2 separate regions of the Homo sapiens genome follow, and region 1 is linked to region 2. A link is a contact called in ENCODE Hi-C or POLR2A ChIA-PET data. All regions are on one chromosome and are shown on one strand. The core of a region is the stretch at or near the end of the contact, and the rest is flanking DNA. Distances in the headings are between cores, read along the strand shown. Region 1 has its middle 130 kb from the start of FAM174A. Region 2 has its middle 84 kb from the start of MIR548P.

The links. Hi-C counts contacts between places; a loop is a spot of excess contacts on that map. ChIA-PET counts read pairs that join two places held with the same protein, here RNA polymerase II (POLR2A). Pooled maps may share reads with other maps.
Region 1: a map of naive thymus-derived CD4-positive, alpha-beta T cell shows a loop between it and region 2 (4-fold over the local background). The contact joins two enhancer-like sites. A Hi-C loop is called at or near these places in 1 of 168 maps with a recorded cell type or tissue (naive thymus-derived CD4-positive, alpha-beta T cell) and 5 of 50 pooled maps. POLR2A ChIA-PET finds 5 or more read pairs at or near these places in 2 of 52 experiments (MCF 10A and OCI-LY7).

What each region holds. Positions count from the first base shown.
Region 1 is chr5:100,665,216-100,669,274 of GRCh38, forward strand. No RefSeq gene overlaps it. Among named protein-coding and RNA genes, the nearest start is that of FAM174A, 130 kb to the left of the region's middle. RefSeq lists silencers at 2,177-2,377, 3,417-3,617. Within about 2 kb of position 2,201, at least 4 of the 41 ENCODE cell types and tissues checked have a DNase peak (open chromatin) inside an H3K27ac peak, as active enhancers do.
Region 2 is chr5:100,730,014-100,734,195 of GRCh38, forward strand. It overlaps the pseudogene RN7SKP62. Among named protein-coding and RNA genes, the nearest start is that of MIR548P, 84 kb to the right of the region's middle. Within about 2 kb of position 1,943, at least 5 of the 41 ENCODE cell types and tissues checked have a DNase peak (open chromatin) inside an H3K27ac peak, as active enhancers do.

The DNA of each region.
Region 1 (4,059 bases), core at 951-3,450, 65 kb before region 2:
TTCACATCCAGGGAACAATGATGCAAGGGGTAGGCTCCTAAAGCCTCTAGCAGCTCTAGCCCTGTGGCTTTTGCAGGGTTCAGCCCCAGAGGCTGCTATTACAGGTTGTTGAGTGCCTGCAGATTTTCTATGCTGAGGGTGTAAGCTACTACTGTAGCTACTATTCTGGGTCAGGGAGACAGTAGCCCTCTTCACACAGCTCCATTAGGCAGTGCCCCAGTGAGGATTTTGTGTAGGGTCTCCAACGCGTATCTTCTCTCTGCATTACACTAGTATAGGTTCTCCGTAAGGGCTCTGACCCTGGGTAGGTCTCTGTTTGGACACTTGGGCTTTTCCATACATTCTCTGAAATCTAGGTGGAGGCTCCCAAGCCTCAACTCTTGCACTCTGTGCACCTGCAGGCTTAAAACCAAGTGGAAGCCTCCAAGGCTTAAGGCTTGCACCCTCTGAAGCAGCAGCTGAAGCTGTACCTGGGCCTCTTTGAGCTAGAGCTGGAGTGGTCAGGATGCAGCTGCTTTTTAAATTTTTATTTATTTATTTATTTATTTATTTATTTTGACACACTCTTGCTCTGTTGCCAGGCTTAAGTGCAGTGGCACGATCTAGGATCACTGCAACCTCTGCCTCCCTGGTTCAAGCAATTCTCCTGCCTCAGCCTCCTGAGTAGCTGGGACTACAGGCGTGTGCCACCACACCCAGCTAATTTTTGTATTTTTTTAGGTAGAGACGGGTTTTCACCATGTTGGCCAGCATGGTCTCGATCTCTTGACCTTGTGATCTTCCTGCCTCAGCCTTCCAAACTGCTGGGATTACAGGCATGAACCACCATGCCCAGCCAGGATGCAGCTGCTTTTAAACACCCAGATTTCATGAGAACTTACTCACTATCCTGAGGACAGAACCGAGAAGATGGTGCTAAACTGTGCACGAGAAATCTGCCCCCATGATCCATTCACCTCCATCCAGGCCCCACCTCCAAGACTGGAGATAACAATTCAAAATGAGATTTGGGCAGAGACACACATGCAAATCTGTATCACTCCTCTGGGCCAACCTTATTTATTCCATCTATCCTCTTTATCCTGGGCAGTAAATGACAAGATTCTTGTCACTTGATTGAAAGGTTAGACAAATAAATACACTTTATAAACAAAATAATCCAACAAACATGGGATAAGGATAGAGGAATTATATTTGATTTTGAACAACATAAATAATACAATGTAAAGACAAAAGGAATAAATTAGGAATAAATAAGGGTGCCTTACAAAGAGAAAGATTGAATCAAAACTTAGCAATATTGCCTGTATATATGCATTTTATTAAGAGCTAACATGGCCAAAATTATTAGAGCTAATATTTTTCAATGTTATACCTGACTGTATAACCTAGCTGTTTTGCTAAATCTTTTTCATGTATTAGCTAATTTAACCTTTACCTAAGCTGTAAAATCTGTCCAATTGTAATTCATTTGACAAATGAAGACTTGGACACAGAGAAATAGACTTAATGACAGTTACCCATTTAGTAAAAACAGAGTCAATATTTGAACCCAGCAATTTGACCTGCAAGCCCATCTTATGTTGATTCCTATAGATTAAAAAAAAATGTTGATTTGCTAACCTGAAAAGAGAAAGTTGATTTTTATAGCCAATTAGCAAAATTCTGAGTGACAAGATAAAAAATAAATGAATAGTACAAAAACAGGCCTTCCTTTGAAAATAGAATTCGATTAATAGGAAGAACTTTGCAAAGATACTGTGAGCAATAAAGGACTAGAATTTATTTGCAAGATATTTTTCTTATGAAAGCACTTCTAAGTACTGCTGTTGTCCCAGAGGAAAAGTTAATGTCTTTTATATCTTAGACTTTATTTATGACACCAAAGTGTTCTTACATTCAGGAAATAGCAATACCAAATTCCCAAGAATGGGGATTCAGTGTGAAGTGCCTCCTCATGTCTCAAGATCTGTCCTCATTGCAGCTTAGCAGGATACGTTTGTCTTTGTTTTGAAATTGGATAAAAGAAGGAAGTTAGAGCAATTCATGCATGGCAATCAGTTGTCCAATTGTAGATGGCAGACAATATATCCAAATAACCTATGAAACAGAGTTGCAATTGATGTGACATCTGTATCCACAGCTAGAAAACTCATAATAGCAACATGGAGAGCCCCACAATTAGACATACAGCAAAACAATAATGGAGGGAGGATTGTGCAAGAAAGTGAGGAGCTACAAACAATAGCTGGCCTGATGATTGAAAGAATTTCCACGTTAGAAAGGATACATTTGTATTGTGTCACTCATTTAAGCATGACTCAGGATGTGGTTGGCTGTTATGAAATCTGTATTTCAGTTTTCGGAAACAGCCTTGAGTGTTTGTGTTATTTGGTTTTATCAATGCCGGAAGTAACTGCATTGTCAAAAAACATACTCCACATGTTTATAGAGATGTGAACAAAAGTCAAATTTTTGAAGAAAATTAAAACAAATGGTGATTTAAGCTTTATTTTTAATAGGCTCCTAATGTTTTCCTTTCAATGTATCTCACTTTTAGAAAACAATGAATTTTTGTACAACAAATATCCACAGTTAACTCTGAGATAGGAATACTTCCATCAAAACCTCATTACTTCTTTCTGTGCTGGTAAGTATTTACATTTCAGGTGAGCCATATAATTTAGAGCCATAGAATTTTGACTTCAAAGTTCACTTAAAAGGAGAGTGGAAAATATCAGGGCCAGGCATGGGGGTTCACACCTGTAATCCCAGCACTTTGGGAGGCCAAGGCAGGAGGATCACTTAAGCCCAGGAGTTTTGAGACCAGACTGGGCAACATAGTAAGATACTTGTCTCTACAAAAACTGAAAATAAAAATTAGTTGGTGTGGTGGTGTGTGCCTCTAGTCCCAGCTGCTGGAGAAACTGAGGTTGGAGGATCACTTGAGCCTGGGAGGTCAAGGCTAGAGTGAGCTGTGATCACTGCACTCCAACCTGGGTCACAGAGTAAAACTTGGTCTCTGAAAAGAAGGAAAAAAAGGGAAAAAAAGAAAGGAAAAGAAGATATAAATTCCTTTACAGTTAGGGTTTTAGATTACTATGTTAACTAAAAGAAAGTGTTGTGAGTGAACCCAAAGATATTCTGATTTAAATATTAAGTCTTATCTCCAAGAAAAATAAATGATGATACAGTTAATAAAGAAATATTGGTTTGGATTCACTACTACCTGGGCTCAAATGTTGATATTGCCGCTATTTAGCTTATGCATGATTGTAACCTTTCTGATCCTTGGTTTCTTGTAAAAATTTGGAAATTATAAGTACTTCATAGGAATATCAAAGGGATTAAATAACGTGATTTACAGTAGAAAGTCACTTACCTTACATTGCTGAAACAGGTAGTTGATTGGTTCATTGAAAATCAGTGAAAACAGAAAAGTATAGTATTCCAAATACTATGGAAATAGAACATGATTCACACAGGAAATGGGGAGTGATGCGTACTTCAAATATTTAGCACCATGGGGATCAGTGATAAGAGTTTCTTCTGCATATGAAGTCTAACCAGGAGCCTAGAACCTGGCTCAACTCGTATTAGATCTCCTCTCTTCTGTCTCCTTACTGTTAAGACAATGGGATCATTGAGAAATCTAAAGGTTCAATGTTTTTTGTTTGAATGGAAATATTTATTTTTTTTCTGATTTAAATATATATTTATAATGATAATAATACATGTCAAATAAAAGATAGCTTAAGCAAGAAAATAAAATAATTTCATTCTCAAAATCTATTTAATAAATAGTGTAGATAAGTCATCCATAACTGAAAAAATAGGCTCCTATTTGATATCTTTGTAACTCCAGGATATGGAATAATTTATTAATGAAATGATGAAATTATAAAGGAAATTAAATTTTAAGGGAAAAGCACAATTCATTTGATTTTATTAAAATTTAAATTTTCTCCAGTAATAGAAGACATTATTTTACTGTAAGCGAGAAAACAGCTATGGCTAGTGCAATGGCAATCCATGTAGAAAGCAAGCATCTGCATCTTC
Region 2 (4,182 bases), core at 693-3,192:
TCTACTGTTTTGTTGTTTCTTCTCTTTTTTTAATTTTTAATATTTTATCCCTATTATTGGACCCAAATCAGCATACATTTGATTTTAAACTTGACTTAACATAATTTATTAAAACTTCAATACTTCTTCAAATTTGAATGACTTATTTTATGTATAATTATGTAAAACTACAAACTTGTAAAATCTTCTGAGTTAACACTGGCCATTTACTTTTGCCTATAGAGAAATTAGTCCAGTAAAAGTCAACAGCAGCATATAAAGAAATTGCCAAAATGCTTGAGTATTAAATAACTACCTTGGGTATTGCTTAAGAAAAACCTGCATTCTCAATTCAGCATGCATATGGAATATATGCAAATTTATCTTGTTTTCTGTAGAGACCATTTAACTAAAGAAGAATGAAAATAATTTAAAAACTTACTCAAAATTCATCTGGTAATATGAGCATATAATACATATGAAGTCATTAGACTAATAAATTCATAAGTAAAAAATAATAAGTAAGCTAGAAAACAACAATGCTAATTGATATAAAACACCAAGGCAACAGAGTATTTAAAATGTCATTCAAAGTTGTTGGAATGTGGTTAAGAAAATGAGCTTCAAGATCTAATTAAGAACTAAGCCCAACATGATCCCATAAGTATTTTTATGCTTGAGATGAATATTGGAAATTTGTTTATATTAGTTCAAATTGGTCTAGTATCTCATTTCCTTGTTATTGCATATTCTCAATTATCTGAGAGCTTAAATGTAGGAAAAGGAACGGTGAAACCCCGTCTCTAATGAAAATACAAAAAATTAGCCGGGCGTGGTGGGGGGCACCTGTAGTCCCAGCTACTTGGGAGGCTGAGGCAGGAGAATGGCATGAACCCGGGAGGCGGAGGTTGCAGTGAGCCGAGATCGCCCCACTGCACTCCAGCCTGGGCGACAGAGAGAGACTCTGTCTCAAAAAAAACAAAAAACAAAAAACAAAAAACAAAGGTGGAAAAAGGACATAATTTAATCAATACTTTCAAACATATCTTCCAAACCAAGTTAATTATGGAAAACTTCAGAGGCAAATATCTATGCTTTCTATCAAACTTTGAAAAGAAGGAATCTAGTTTGCTTCAAAAAACAGAACTGTATTTTGCTGAATAAACCAAGTTATTTTCAGGAAACAGAATATGTAACACTCACAAACACTGAAACACACACAAGAAGTGGCACGTCATATTTTAGAAAATTAAAATATGTACAAAATTAGTCTTTTGTAAAAATTAGCTCCTTGATAAAACTTGGAATTTTCAGGAAGGGTTTTTAGAATTTCAATATTTACTTGCTTTAATTCTTGTGCTCTTGTCATTTAAATAGGATAGTGAACTATAAAAGTTCAACTTAAGAACACAAATTAATACCTTACCAAAAAATAGTATATTAACTATTATCCTCATATAAATTAGATATCCTCGTTTAAATCAACTATCTTCACATTCTCATCTAATTTGTATTATTTGATAAAATTTATAGAACATGATAACCTAAATAAAAATGCAAAGGGGAAAAAGATACATAGAGGTATATTATAATTTATGAAAAAGTCGATAACACTTTTTTAACCTAAAATATACTCAAGTTGAATTATCCTTGCCACTCTGTGGCAGAATATATAGTGTAGAAGAAACAGTGCAGAAAAAGGAGATCATGAAAACAGATGTTGGAAGGGTAAATTGGAATAATCTTCCAGATCATTCACTATCAAATATATTTTCAGAGCTTCTCTCTAAAGGAAATAGACATGGGATCATATTCTCCAAGTACATGAATGTATCCATTATAGGAACACGGACTCCTAGCACAGCCACCCTAGAATGGAGAGTCAAGTAGTCCCGTGGTTTAGAATTTGTGCACTGATGGGAGAAGACAGGGACAGGAAGAAGAAAGAGCAGCCTTTCTAACTGATCTGGCTGCTATGTGGTCCAACCGTGTTTAAACAGAAAGTGCAAGGTAAACAAGATTTTTGTGGTTTCACTTTGATGGAGGAGTACCTCTCTTCTATTTCTGCTAAAATTCTCAATCTCTGTCGAGTAGAAAATCACCGGTTTCTGTGGAAGTAGTTAAAAATGCACGAAGGTGCTGAACACACAAACAAGCAAAAATAACAGAATATCACAATACTCTTAAATACAAAATAACTGTATTTCTACACACTATCAATAGAAGTTGAAATGTTAAAAATACCATTTAAAGTAACATGAAAATTATGAAATATGTAAAATACATATTTTTAAAGATGTAAGATGACTACATGTTGAAAACCATCAAAAATAGCTGAGAAAAAATGTTAAAGACCTGCATAAATGGAGAAGTACATTATGTTCACAGGTTGAAGATTCAGTATTGTTAAGCTATCAGTTGCTCTCAAATAGAACCATAGATTCAATACACAATCCCAAGTGAAAAAAGCAGCAGTTTTCTAGTATAAATTTATAAGATTGTCCTAAAATTTATACAAAAATTCAAAGAACCTACAATTACCAAAAGAGAGTTTGAAAAAGAGGAGTTAAATTGGAAGATGAACACTGACTGATTTTAGGAATTATTATAAAAGTACAATAAACAAGACAGTTTGGCATTGAGATAATGAATAAAAACTTGACTATTGGAACAAAATACAAAATCCAGAAAAAGAACCAAGAAATTGACAACTTCTTTTCAACAAAATTACAAAGACAATTTAGTGAAAAAAAGATAGTCTTTCAGTAAATGTTACTGAAACCATTGGAAATCCTTAAGTTAAAATAACCTGACTTAAATCCATAACTCATACCATATACAAACATTAACTCAAAGTGTGTTATAAACTTGAAGATAAAACTTACAATTGTAAGACTTCTAGAAGAAAACATAGGACATTTTTAGGACCCAGGGATAGGCAAATATTTCTTAGATATGATGCCAAAAGCATTATCTACAAAATAAAATATTGATAAATGTAGTTTCTTTAAAATTAAAAAACGTTCCTTTACTAACACCATTAAGAGAATGTATTAATAAAGGCAGGATGTGAAGGCGATCTGGCTGTGACATCTGTCACCCCATTGATCATCAGGGTTGATTTGGCTGACGTAGCTGGCTAGGTGTGTGTCCCCTTCCTCCCTCACTGCTCCATGTGCGTTCTTCCTGAAGCTGCATGCTTGGCAGAAGAGGACAACCATCCTTGATAGAGGAAGATGCGTCTTCTGTCAAGGGTATACGAGTAGCTGTGCTCCCCTGCTAGAATCTCCAAACAAGCTCTCAAGGTCTATTTGTAGGAGGACGTGGGTAATAAGGCTTCCAAGACTCCAGACACATCCCAATGAGGCACTGGATGAGGCAGCAGTCTACCTTTGTGTGTGTGTATACACACACACACACACACACACACACACACACACACACACACGAAAGGCATTGAGAAAAATACTTTTAATAATATATATGAAAAGGATGAAAAGGGATTTATATCCAGAATAAAGAGCTTTCAAAACTGAATAATATTACACAACTAAGTGAGCAAAATATTTTAATAGATTTTGCATCAAAGAAGATATGTGGATGGAAAATAAGCACAAGAATAAATGTTGAATATCATTGGTTACACAAATTAAAACAACAGTGATGTATAACTGTGCACCTGTAAGAATTGCTAAATTTAGAAAGAAGAGACATGATGAGTGTTGACAGTGATGCAGAGGATCTAGAACTTTTACATACCACTGGTGCAATGTAAAGTACTACCTAACTTTGGAAAGAATTTGGCACTTCCTTAAAAAGTTAAACATAAACCTTATATAGGATCCAGCCATTATGCTCTTTAGTATTTACCCAAGGGAATGACAGCACATGTCCCAAACTGCTATGAACATACATGAATGTTCATAGCAGAATGTTCATACATGTAATAGCCTTAAATTAGAAACAATTTTAATAGTCATGAACAAGATACACTTTCATAGAAAAAATTAATAATTACCACTTTTAAAATGGGCTATATCTTTTGCATGTTTCACCACTTAAAACAATAAATCCCTTGGGTTTAATGTATGGATGCCACTTCAAATCTGTAATTCCAAGTATATTGGTCTTTCCATTTGATCATGACGCTACCTCAGTACAATAAACTTGAAGTTAAGAAATTAGTGATATTAGTTATTCCAG